2 separate regions of the Homo sapiens genome follow, and region 1 is linked to region 2. The links are chromatin contacts, found by Hi-C or POLR2A ChIA-PET in ENCODE. All regions are on one chromosome and are shown on one strand. The core of a region is the stretch at or near the end of the contact, and the rest is flanking DNA. Distances in the headings are between cores, read along the strand shown. Region 1 overlaps BICC1 (BicC family RNA binding protein 1). Region 2 holds the start of CCEPR (cervical carcinoma expressed PCNA regulatory lncRNA).

Region 1 (6,719 bases), core at 893-3,392, 530 kb before region 2:
TGGTCAGGACTTACAGTACATTATTTTATCCTTTGTTCCAAAAAGGGGTTTGAAGTGGCTTAACAATTTACATTTAGTAATACAGACTGAAAAATAAATAGAAGAGGAAATTGTTGTGAAGGGAAAATAAGTGTTGGAAAATAATTTGAGAGGAGGAACAATAAGATTTGTACACAACACACACCAACAGGATCTGAGCTTCCTCCATGGCCACAGCAGAAAAGGAAGCCTGACCATTTAGGAGAACCACAAGGTCCATGAGATTAAAAATAAATTAGTGGCTCTGGAAGATCACAGGCTTTATTGCTACAGGAACCTTGGAGGAGCTTCTGTTAATTACCTAATGAGACACTGCAGTGTGTGTCTGGCAGAATATGTCCTCAACAGCACCTACCCTGCTGAAATATGGTTGTTTCCTGTTATGTGTCAGTATAGGAAATAATATAGTTTGCTTTCTATTGTGTGCTAATATGACTTAAATCAGTTCTAAAAAAGTTAGAAATTTTTTTGGAATATCTACGATGAGATATATACCTGTCAGTCCTCCATGAATTTCTCCCAGCTGAGTTAGATAAGGTGGTTATCTGGCCTTTAGAATATTATTATTGCTAATAATTATTACAGTAGCACCAGTTACAACACATAGCTACTCTTTCCCAAGTACCTATAATGTTTTAAGCATCATACTAGGGCACTTGCTACAGAAGAGATCTCTCAATTCTCAGGGAAACCGCGTGGCTTTATTCTTATTTTAGAGAAAGAAAATTGGCTCAAAGACTTTGACTGACTTGGCCAGGTTTGCCTGGCTACCACTCCCTGTGTGCCTGGCCCCGATTCTTCTACCTGAGACCCAGAAGTTGTGTAAGGAAGACAGTTTAGCTCTTTTGAGTCAACTCCCTAAAACAATCGATCCTTTTCTCCTGTTAGTCTGTGCAGCACAGAAACAGAACTCCACCCGTCCCCGTGCCTGGGAAGTCTCTGGTTTTTGTTTAAGGCATGTGTATCCTATACGTGCCTTGTGGCAATTCCACAGCTGGCTCCCTTTAGGCTCCATGGAATTGTACATCTAGGGCCACGTTAGAGTGATCGAAAAAACTAGATAAGGATAAGTATTTTCTTGTTTTAACTTTTTAAATGTTCTTAAGCTTCGAAAATTGAATTGAATTTAATTTGGCCAACGTTGTCAGGAAGGGCAAGCTTATAAAAAGAAAAAAATAACCTTTCATGTAAAGTTATTTGAAATCTCATAATATTTCTACTGTGCCTTTTTGATTAAAAATTTAAGTTAAAAGCAGTGATAGATTTTGCCTATCATTTTGATTTTTTAAGTTTATGTTCAAAAGTATGCCTATATATATTTTAAGTCAGAGCTGGGGTTACTTTTAAATACCGGTTCTTAATAACAATAAAAGGTCATCAAATAGTATTATGTTCACATTCTAAAAGGTTTAGTCTGTGTCTAAACAAAAAAAATTTTCTTTATATGGACAGAAAGAACTCCCCGCCCCACCAATACACACCCTCTTTCTTACACTTTGTAGTACCCTAGGTCAAAGTAGGGAAGCTCATGATATGTTTTAAAGAGGGAAAAGGTGGCCAGGCGCGGTGGCTCACGCCTGTAATCCCAGCACTTTGGGAGACCGAGGTGGGTGGATCACGAGGTCAGGAGATCGAGACCATCCTGACTAACTCGGTGAAACTTTGTCTCTATTAAAAATACAAAAAATTAGCTGGGTGTGGTGGTGGGCGCCTGTAGTCCCAGCTACTCGGGAGGCTGAGGCAGGAGAATGGTGAACCCGGGAGGCGGAGCTTGCAGTGAGCCGAGATCGCGCCACTGCGCTCCAGCCTGGGCGACAGAGCGAGACTCCATCTCAAAAAAAAAAAAAAAAAAAAAAAAAAAAAGAGGGAAAAGGTATGCAATTAGAACCAGATTGGCATTTTGGCAGGTATTTATTTTTCCAGGATGAACGTGCTTTCAAAAATTGCCAGTAGTTGCTAGGCAGACTTCAACAAACACAAAAGACATTTCCCAAGCATCTAACCTGGCTGGTTTCTCCATTTATATTTTGTGATCCTGGCTCGCAGTGTAGTAAACCCTATTACTATTTGAACTCGAAATACAGAATACTTCTGCCAGCAGTCCCATTGGCATTTTGCGGCAGTCATGAAGTTAAATTTTCTTCGCCAGGAGGCCAGTTGACTAACTTTAAACGAAGGCACATTGTCCAAGATTGTGGGCAGATCATTTGAACTGCCTTGAAGTTGAATAGAAACTATATAAAGAAAACAACTCCATCTTGCCAGAAGCAGTTGCCTTTTTATTTGGTGTTCTCCTTTCTGATCACTGAATTTTCCTGCTGAGTTTATGCTTATTGTATCTTTCTCTTTCCTCTGGCAAATGAACAGAACCCTCACATACGCAGTTATGGTCAGTCCTTTACTTAAATAACTTTGCTGGATGAATTTGGAACAATGCCAGAGAAACTGAAGAAACCCTTGTTTTTCTGGAATAGCAATTAGATTTGCAATGCTTTTTTTTTTTTTTCCTGAAGAACTGTTTAACCATAGATCTGTCCATTTCCTTATTTTTTGTTTGTTCATTCGTTTTTGTTTTCCACTACTTGTCCAGGCCAGCTTTTCCTAAGAATAGTATTATGCCATTTACTAATAGATGGGAAATGCAGACTAATTTTGAAGGCTAACAGTTTAAAAGTCAGCATCTTTTAAATGCGTTGATCATATTGGGGCAAAGTGCTAATAAATATAATTTTCCTTCCACATAGAGTAAGCATGCACAGCTGGGATAAGATTGCAAAATATTTATCCTGACTTGTAGTGGTAGTAAATGACCTATTTGTTTGGGCTAAAAGTCTCCATAATATAGTAACAGTTTTACCATATTTTCTAGTAAGTTATGACTATCATATATTCTTTAAAAAAGGTTTTAGGGTCTTGCAGGCTGTCTGCATTGTATTTGGATATTCATTACCTAAAAATGAGGGTATGGATTTCCTTCTGCATGTATAACCTCTTATTACTATTAACCCTTTATATTTAGTCTCATGTGTCTGGAACATTTTGATTGAGACTAGCATGATATCTCTGTGCCTCCTGTATAGAACTTCTTAGGAAACTCATAGCCGAAATGACGGGAGAAACAATTTTATTTTAGGCCATGGAGATTCTTGTGAAAAATGTTAACAAGTAGGTAGTGCTGTAGTTGGGAGATATATGTTCTTTCTTTCTTGCCTGTTCCTGATTTTTTTTAAATTAAATACTACAGTCAATTTTAGGGGGTTGACATGCTAGTTTTAAATACAACAGAAGGTATTTCTTTTCGTAGGTTAATATTCTATTTGGAAACATAGCCTTTTTCCTTCTTTCTCTCTTTCTTTCCTTTCTGTTTTTAAGTAAAAATGGTATATACTTATAGAAAGAAAAAAATTACAGAAAAATCCACAGCAGGAAGTAAAGAACAGCCAAATTCTCTCCCCAAAGATACTGTTATACATTTTGGAAGCATCTTTCTAATCATCTTCCTATGGTAGATATACCTGCATATACCACTTTAATTTAATTGTCATTTACTCTGTAAACTAGTCTGTATTCTGTTTTTTTCTAACCATCAACTTTTCTTGTTCGTAAATACAGATTTACAAAATCCTTTTTAGTTATAGTCTCACATCAAAAAATATCATTGTTTTATTTAGTAAGAAAAGTAGCATTAAACATTCACTATTTGCCTATAGTAACTATTGAAAACAGAATATTCCAAATTTCTACTGTAAGAAATTTAGTTCATAAAACATTGAAAGTGTATTATTTTAGGAAAGAGCATGAATGTCAAAATAACTTCGCTGCTTTGGAGAACCAAAAATCTTTGGCCTTTAGCTTATTTCAGAAGTTTGGAAGAACTTAAAGATAATTCATGAGTTTCAGAAGCATTTTAATACCATAAAATGCTACTTATCTGGAATCCAGAGAAATGAATCATAGTGGTTACAGTATCAAAGAGTGAGTGATTTTTTTCCCCAAGGTGATTTTTCCACACTCCTAAAAACCATCATCTTCACGATAACCTGTGTCTTTTCACTTGTCAGCACATTGAAATATAAGACTTTTCCAAATCCCAGAACCCTCTTTGGCTGCTCATAGCTACTTTTCAATCTTTTTGATGGGGTTTAAAGAGCTACCCTGCACCATTGCAAGAATGTGTGCTTAAGGGATTTGAAGAGGGCTTTCTCAGAAAAAAAAAAAAATGTGTATAATCACGTAAAGGAAGCATGGCTCTGCAAACATGAAACTAGCTGAATTTTTCTCCAGCTTCCTTCAGTGTTTAGCTGTGACCAGAATTACAGAGAAAGTTGATAAGCATGGTCCATCATCTACTGATTTTGTAAGTGTTGTAAACTGTTGGAGAATACACTGCATTAGTAATGCATTTTCCAGAAACCACATATTTTTTTCTACCTTTATGACATGCTAAGTTATTGTCTTAACTTGATCTGGTGGTTTCTTGCCTTACTTTAATTAGAAAAGATTTTCGGAAATACACATGACACAATCAACTGCATTTAAAAAAAAATGCTTTGCTTTTCTAGCAGGCCATTAGGCATAAGTAAGGGCAGTGTCTGCTCTTTTGACCAAGACTGTCTCCTCCGGTAGAGCATGGCTGAAGCCGTCTGCTTTAGGAGGGTGTAGTGTTTTGCAGCTGTAGATGCTGTTATATATAAAAATATTTTCACAACTGCCCTCTTTGAACTGTGTTCTCATATGTAACAGATTGTACACAACTCAGTGCTTCACCCTTGTACTGATCCTTCAGTGTTTTTTGTGTTCACCTATGTTAAATGTCATTTCTCTCTGTCCTTTGCCAGAGAGGCTTTTGAATCTAAGCCAAAAAAGGCATTTATTATACACAGAGTTATGTTCTCTGGCATGTAGAATACTCTTGTATGCTGGCCACTCCACTCGGACTTAGTGTATTCCTATAAATATGTCTGTTGCTTTCAAAGGCTATGATATGGAGGGAACAATGGTATGTTTAGTGCCTCTCTCTCTCTCTTTCTCTCTCTCTTTCTCTCTTACAGAGACACACACAGAGGATCTCATATCTTTAGGCATCAGAACGCTAAGGTACAGAATGCCTCTACACTGTTGGAAATCCTCTCTGTTGTTTGACCATAATGCTACTTGCTACTCCTGTCTTTTATCTTAATCATGATGACTCCTGATCACTCTGCTTTTCTCTTTCCTTTCTGCTTTTTCATTTTCTCTTGATAGTTGCACTATGCATGTTAGTATCACATGATTTGAGTAGGACCTTGCTTGTTATCCCATAATTGGCAACTAAGATTCAGAATGGAGAGCCATGTGGCCCTGGCATTCTGAAGAGTGCTTTGAAAGATCTGCCAACACTTGAAGGCATACACTTCTCCTTCACACTTAATGAGAGGTGGCAGAAACTTCTCTAATAACAACAGCCACTATTACAAACCACCCTACTACCCTGAACACCTTCTCCCCAATAAGAAGATTAAAGAGAGAAGAAAGAAGTACAAAGTCATTGGTGATAAAAGTGGTGGGAAATGGGTAGGCCCCATAAAGGCGAGTAGATGATCTCTTGGGAGAAAGAACTTTCCAAGGAAATCTCTCTTAAATATTGGGCATGTCTACAAGAGGAGGAGGCCAGAGTTTCTTTCCCTGGTTGCACAACTGCTTAAGTGACAGACTTGTTGATGTGCCCCAATGCCTATGAAAAGAGACTTGAAGAGAGAATTGGGGAGAAACTCTCCCGCAGTGTAGCATAAGTCAAGTAGGTATCACTGAATGAAGCTGGGCTTGTGCTCTCTCTCTGATAACCCACCCACGAAGCCTGCCTGCTAGGTTAGTAAAGCCCAGCAACTAGAGACCATCAGATATTCTGCTGGTATCAGAGGGTAAGGAGACATGGGAGATACCGATTTTCTCATGTTAGTGAAGTATGCAATGGGAACCCTCATGGGTGTCTTTTAAAAAAAACTCTTCAACTCCCACGAGAGAGCTGCACCTGTGGAGGCTGTCAGCAGCCAGTTAATATTAGAGAAGCACTGGGAAGCAGTGGAAAGAGAATTGTGACTGCATCCAGGTAAGTAAGGAGATATTTGCTTTTTCTTTGATCCCTTTTTCCTCTGAATAGCTAATCTCTATTGGTACTATTCCATGGGCTTTCCAGATATTGGCTCATCTAATCCTTCTAGCAACATGGGATTACATAGGTTCTACTGTTGTTCTTTTGCATGTATAGGAACTAAGGCACAGAAAGGTTTGTTACCTAGGATTTGGATTCAGGGGGTCTGGCTTCCAAGACCATGCTATCACTACCACATTGTACTTGTACTGCCCTACCACCCAATATTGAGATAAATCACTTTCAAATATTTTTTTGAATATAACCGTAAGAAATATATTGACCCACTACTTGACTCACTACGTAGCTACATAAAAATAATGAAACAACATTTCATGAAACAATACTTATATGTAATATAACCTTATCATTTTGTCTTGTTTTCTCTTACATTAACGATGCTAGTCACTATCTACTGAAGAGATGATCTGCAGCCCTGAAGAAGTTTGAAAGGAGAAAAGAACAGTGCCATTCCTAATGTATATTTCCTCTCTCTGTCTCTTTCTCCCTGTCTTCTTCCTTTACTCCACTGCCTCCCTTGCAAACCTGA
Region 2 (6,227 bases), core at 1,606-4,105:
TGACCTGTCTGAGCATGCACTTCTTCCTTTTGGCTATGTGGCAGGGCCCTCTCTGGAATGAGGATCTTATGACCTTCAGTTAAACAAGGTAGGTAAGATAATTTCTTTATGGCCAGTTTTTACACAGAAAAGCAGAAGAAAAATTAGAGTAATATTTTCAGATTTTATGGCTGGCTTTGGGGAAAAGGAATTGTGGTTTCTATAACCCACGTTGGGGAACAGGGATTCTAGTTTCTTATAGCTAGCCTCAGGGGAAAATGAGACTGAGAGGCTGAAGGTCAGAAGATGAGAGGAAAAACTTTTACTTCTGAGGTTTTTTTTTTTTTTTTTTTTTTTTTTTTTTTTTTTTTTTGGGGAGGAGGGGAGTATTGTTTTCTGAGTCTCAACAGTACATAGAAACTTACAGCACTCTGGAAAGTCAATGCCTACCCTGTCTCCGCCCTGTTCAAGGTTACTGGAATGTGGTTCCTGCTCAGCCTGATATCTTCCCAGATATCTGAGAATTGGGAAAGTAATTTCTCTGTCCTTGAGTTTTCCCACACCAATCTGGATATTTCTAAAGCCACAACCCCTCACCCTACATCTTCAGGGTGGGAACAGTAAAAATGTTTCTGGTGTCTTTCTTGAGCTCTTCTACCCCTTTCCCGTAATTCTCCAAGCCAAAGAGAATAGGATTTTCTTCTACTTTACCTACTTCATAGCCACCACCTTCCTTATATCAATCTCTGACTAAATCCTTCATACTGGACTAAGATACCTTGTCTTTACTATGGGAGAAACCCTATCATTTGGTCCACCAGGCCTAGCCTTGATATGTTGAACCATAAACAAATTTACATTTTATGTCTTGACAATGCCTCGATTTGAAGCCTAAAAACTCGATTTAAAAAATCCTATATTTAATATCGAAAGTTAAAAAGTAAATATTTCTTTTGTATTTTTTATACAAGAATCCAAATCCTCAGCAGAAAGGTGCCTTGGATTGATTAAGTTGTATACCCAGAAAGTGACATTAATACACTTCTTGAAACATTACCCTTTCCGATTACACAAATATTCTAGCCGACAAATCTGATCATGCTAATTTCCTATTTAAAGCCTTTTTAATAATTTCTCATTCCCTTAAGATAAAATCATTTTGGAGATCTTCCTGACCATCTAACCTAGGTTATAAACCTCGTGCGTGCTTCTACAAGCTCCCATACTTCCTCTTTCTTAACACCCATCCTACTTTTACTTTTTCAATATATATCTTTCTTGATAAATTTGAACTCCAAATTTTCAACACATAGCACAGTGTCCTGGACATAGGTGCTTCATAAATATTTGCATGAGTTTGAATTAAATGCATGTCGTATTTCTTACTTGAAAATCAGTAAATTGTTATTCTAGTTTACACAGTTCCTTTTTTTTGAGATTTATAAATTTGAGACTACTCTAAAAAATGAACCCACTGTTGGGCTTACAATACCAATTTCTAGTTCTACAGAGCCAGGCTTTCGAACACAGAAAATTCACCAGTAAGTACTTTCTTGTCATATCCTTTGACAGGTAATAATTTACCCTCTCCTTGGGGACACCCCTACCTTAAGACAAGAATTCTTTCAAACTTCAAAAACATCCATCTTCATTAATAAGTTCATAATGAAGACTTTTCACTTTAAGATGCCTAATTATCTTTCACAGATATTTATGAAATTTCAATTGTGCCAAGATTTTTCACAGGCTTATTTTACTTTAAGCTGGTCCTTCCATTTATTGAAGCTTCAATTAATTAGACTTCATCATGTTATAGCTAAATGGATGTGACTAGAAAGAGCAGCATACAGACATCTATGTGTAAACTGTTACTTGTTGGTTAACATTTATGTTTGAAATGGAAAATCAATAAAAGGGAACTTATATTAATTTATAAGCACATTAAGAAAAGAGGGGACACTATTTTTGATCCCAAGATAGCAACAAAACTAAAAACTTTTCCAAAGAAGCAAACGGGAACAGAGGTCAATAGGCTGTGACCTCTATTTTATGTTTAAAACGTTTGCACATCCACTAAGTGCACTGCAGAATCTTAAATGCAATTAAAATCAATGGGCATACAAGTTATAGAGTAGCTTGAGGAAGCACAAGTCAATCTTCATTAGCTATTGTAGCAAAGATTCCTTCCAAATCCATGGGAGCAGGTGCTGTTTATACTCCCTTCATTGACGCCCAGAACAATGGCATAGGGTGAGCATTGAATACTTATTTGCTACGCGCATGAATGAATGAAGCTACGCTGCGAAGGCAGACTGCGTGGCTGCTGGTCCCGTGGCTGCTGGCCCCGCAGCATGTCTGCCGCCTTTTCAGCAGGCTTGCTGCATCTCCTCATTCCCTCACCTTTCTGGCAGTAAGGAGTTCCCACGTTTGCCCCGCTTCAGTGTCGTGGACTGGCAAAATGCTGTCTCTAAACCCCTCCACGCCTCAGGTAATCCGCTCATTTCTCACACAGACGCAGCTGTTTCCGAGGAATGTCCGGCCGAGCCCGCAGGGTGCGGGCAGCGAGTATCCTGGGACCTTCAGGGGAGGAGGTGGCTCCCACACCCCAATACCGTACAGAGAGTCCGAAGAGTCCGGGCCCTTATTTTTCCAATTCTTGGTAAACAACAAACATGCTCGCCCTCGCCTCCCCGTGCAGACGCCTCAGGGCCAACTCGGGCTTCGCCAGGCACCGAGAGCAGACAGAAGACGCCAAATGGCTATCACCAGGAGAGAGGGCGAGGCAGCCGCGCGGCGTATAGCGCTCGCCCTTCCCGCGCGCTCGGTCGCCCGACGCCTCACGCGCGAGGTTGCCTTGGCAGTGGCTGGAGGGCAGGTGGGGGCGCGTGCGCGCAGAAGGGCGGGGGAGGGACCACCGCGCGCCAGCAGGTGGGCGCGTTCTCCCGCGCGCGTGCGCGCGTCGAAGCCCTATACATCACGTTCCCCGAGAGCAGCGTCCCCTCCCCGCCGGGAGCGCGCGCCTCCCATCCTCGCGCCGGGTCCTGCTCGGTCTCTCAGAGCCGCACACTCCGCGGAGCTCCTGCCACAGCCGTCGCCTTCGCGGCGGCTCTCCAGCCCCGCGCCTCAGCCTCGGCGCCGCATCACCGCGTCCCAGGCCTCCTTCCCTCCCTCTGCCACTCCCCCTCCCTTTCCCGCTCTTCTTGCCCACCCGGCCGGCAGAGAGAGCCTGGATACGAAGCAGGCGGGCTTCAGAGTGGGTTGGAAAAATGGAGGTGCCGCGCCTGGATCATGCCCTCAACAGCCCCACCAGCCCCTGTGAGGAGGTGATCAAAAACCTCAGCCTGGAGGCCATTCAGCTGTGCGACCGGGACGGTAAGAGCGGCCGGGACCGCGAGGAAAGGGACAGAGTTCGCGCCGAGGCGCCGGGGCCACTCTGGCTCCGCCGACGCCGCTCGCCAGGGCGGCAGGGTCTTTTGTTGTCCCCTCTGTGCAAATAAATGCAGATGTGGGTTACCCTCCGCCCACCGCCCTCCCCTCACCCCAGAAACAAAAGGACCCCGGGGCTCGCGCCTTGGCGCGGAAAGTAGCCGTCCACAACCGTGGCGCCCTTCGCCGCCTTCGCCCGCCTGGCCCGGACGAGGGCGACGTTCCCGCTCGCGGCTCCTGCCCCGACGAGGCGTTTCCGATCTTTGCCGCAGTCCGGATTTCCTGGGTCTCTGGGCACTGAAGGGGAAATGCCCTCGGGATGTTTCTAGCAACCCCCTTCCCCCAACACACACACACTAGTTGGCATTCTCTTCCAGAAACTTATCATTTTCTTTTTTAAACCTCCCATCCTCAGACTCCCCAAATTAACAAGTCTTTTTAGCCTCTTGGATTGGGATTAGGATGACAGTTTTTCAGTGAGGGCGCAGAAAAACAGTGCATTTCAGCACCAAGGACAGACACAATCTTCATGGTTCCTGGGCTCTGAGTCAGACTGTCGAAAATATTGGCCTAATATATGTGCTGTGATTCAGACTTTGTGGCGAGTACGTACCATTGCGTGTTGATATTATATCGTTTATTCTGTTGTTGAAGTTGGCAGGCTCCTGTGGAAGGAAATTGATTGAATACAGGTCTGAGCGTTGAAGACATAAGCTAGTGCTGTGTGCGGTGTGGTTAGTTACAGTGCTTCTGGGTTAGCTGGACTAGTTAGAGTCTGCTACTTTAGTAATGTGGTACAAAACTTCATTTGTAAAGAAATCATTTGATTAGTAATTGGTTGGCCGAATAATTGTAAAATTCTACATCTGACAAAGGAAACACAGTTCACATGTTGTTAAGAGGGCCCCAAATACTTTTGACTGTAAATGAAATTAATGTTTAACTGTATATAGAGGTAATGATTGTAAAACATGTCTTTAACCAAAGTTATGTACAGATACTAATACGCTCACAGTAAGGTCATAAAATTTATCAGCCTAATCCAAATAGGGAGCAGAGGTCTTGTTTCCAAAGTCATTTAAATGGTAATCACTTGGTTACGCATTGCTATTCAGCACGTTTATATCAAGCAAGCACCGAATTTGTTTATTACTAAATTTTATATTTATTAATATAAATTTATATTTAATAATTTTGAAACCAGAATTCAAACTTTTTGAAACCAAAACCACTTTAATTTCTGATACAGGTGTAGTATATGAATAAATAAATACGTTTGCAAAGACAGCTTGTATTTCCTTTATTCTTAGACTGTTTTAGTCACCATGGTAGTAAGTGCACATATTTATGGTATCTAAAAACATTTATCATTTTGGTATTCCATATGTAAGCTTGCATGATTATAGACTGTAAAGATTATTTTTAATAACGCATAGGAAGTCATTTGGATTTTAGTTTAGACTTTTATGAAATGACTTTTTGTAATGTAACCATTGCAAGTTGTAAATATTTTTATTTTCTTAGGGTTGAGAGAAACACAAGACTAATAAAAGTAGACTTCATTTTTATTTATTGCAATGATAAAGCAAAAGCTCATTCTTGTACTCAATGGAATTAGGCATTCATTGTTGCTCTTCAGAACCCAGTAATCTCAATACTTAAAACCGCATTTACCACGTGTTTCAAAGATATTAGGGAAAATTTAAACTTTTTAATGAAGTTCACAGAGTTAAGAGAGTGCAAAAAATAATGCTGTATTTACTGTGATCCCCTAGAGGAGTAGCTATTTTATTCTGGTATTATTTTTTAGTTGTTTCTTTTCAAATTAGGAATCCCACAAAATGAACAAATTATGTAACATTTAATTTTGGGGAGGGTGCTGGCACTAAGTAACATCTATGAAAATTACTATTTGCAGACTTCCAAGTAATTTACATAGACTAATTAAATAGGGTTTTATTTTATAAAATAGTATACACCAACAAATACAAAGAGCTAACTCTTCTACTAGAAGATGTATAAAATTTGGAAATACTTTGTTTAGAGATGTTGTTAAATGCTTAACTTATTTTGTTATCCTATCTTACATGTCAATTCCAAAAATATTAACTTGGTTGGCTTCAAAGGGATAATTTAGGGGGAATAATGTCGTTTGTTTTTAATAGAACAGCATATGAAATGTTGCATTAAATTTGTCAAACAGACCTTACTTAGCATCATTTTGTATTGAGAGATTTTCAGCTAGTTGCTTTTTACTCCCTTTGCTTCCCTCCTTTCACTTTCTTTCCACTCAAGTCTCGTTATTTTACTTCTGTAACTATGTAACATAGAAAAGGATGTGGCAGAATATGGGACAGAAGATCTATTTTGTGTTTAAGTACCTAATAAGAGCTATATTTCATAATTTATGATAGAATACATTTATTTTGTTTGCTCTTTTCTCACTTTCTTTTAATCTACTGTTAATTTGGTGATGAAAAAAAATGAGAGAAACATTAATTCCCTGGAAGTGGAATAAAATAGAATAGGGGAAAGTATAGTTATGTTCTCCAATCAGAGATATTTTTAATTTTATAATGTTTTCATACTGTATCAACCAAGAGTTATGCCTGCTGGTGAACATAACTGTATATCTCTCTTATGTTTCATTGGATTTTTTTGTTTTTGTTTTTGTCTGTCACTTGCCTATTTTCCTATGAATTGATGATTACATTATAAACAATAATTCAATTTTTTTCATAGTTTCTAAAAATATTTAATAGTTTCTGAAGAATATGGGTTAGAGTCCACATGGTCATATAATTGGCTTTTCAATTAAGCAA

What was found. Hi-C counts contacts between places; a loop is a spot of excess contacts on that map. ChIA-PET counts read pairs that join two places held with the same protein, here RNA polymerase II (POLR2A).
Region 1: a map of Caco-2 shows a loop between it and region 2 (2.4-fold over the local background). The contact joins the enhancer-like site here to the promoter of CCEPR in region 2. A Hi-C loop is called at or near these places in 1 of 168 maps with a recorded cell type or tissue (Caco-2). POLR2A ChIA-PET finds 5 or more read pairs at or near these places in 1 of 52 experiments (SK-N-SH).

What each region holds. Positions count from the first base shown.
Region 1 is chr10:58,643,534-58,650,252 of GRCh38, forward strand. The region is part of intron 2 of BICC1 (BicC family RNA binding protein 1); the gene reads left to right. Among named protein-coding and RNA genes, the nearest start is that of BICC1, 130 kb to the left of the region's middle. Within about 2 kb of position 2,143, at least 2 of the 41 ENCODE cell types and tissues checked have a DNase peak (open chromatin) inside an H3K27ac peak, as active enhancers do.
Region 2 is chr10:59,173,609-59,179,835 of GRCh38, forward strand. CCEPR (cervical carcinoma expressed PCNA regulatory lncRNA) reads right to left here and starts at 2,856. Exons shown (of 1, transcript NR_131782.1): 1 at 355-2,856. PHYHIPL (phytanoyl-CoA 2-hydroxylase interacting protein like) reads left to right here and starts at 3,035. Exons shown (of 5, transcript NM_032439.4): 1 at 3,035-3,351. The coding sequence starts at 3,246.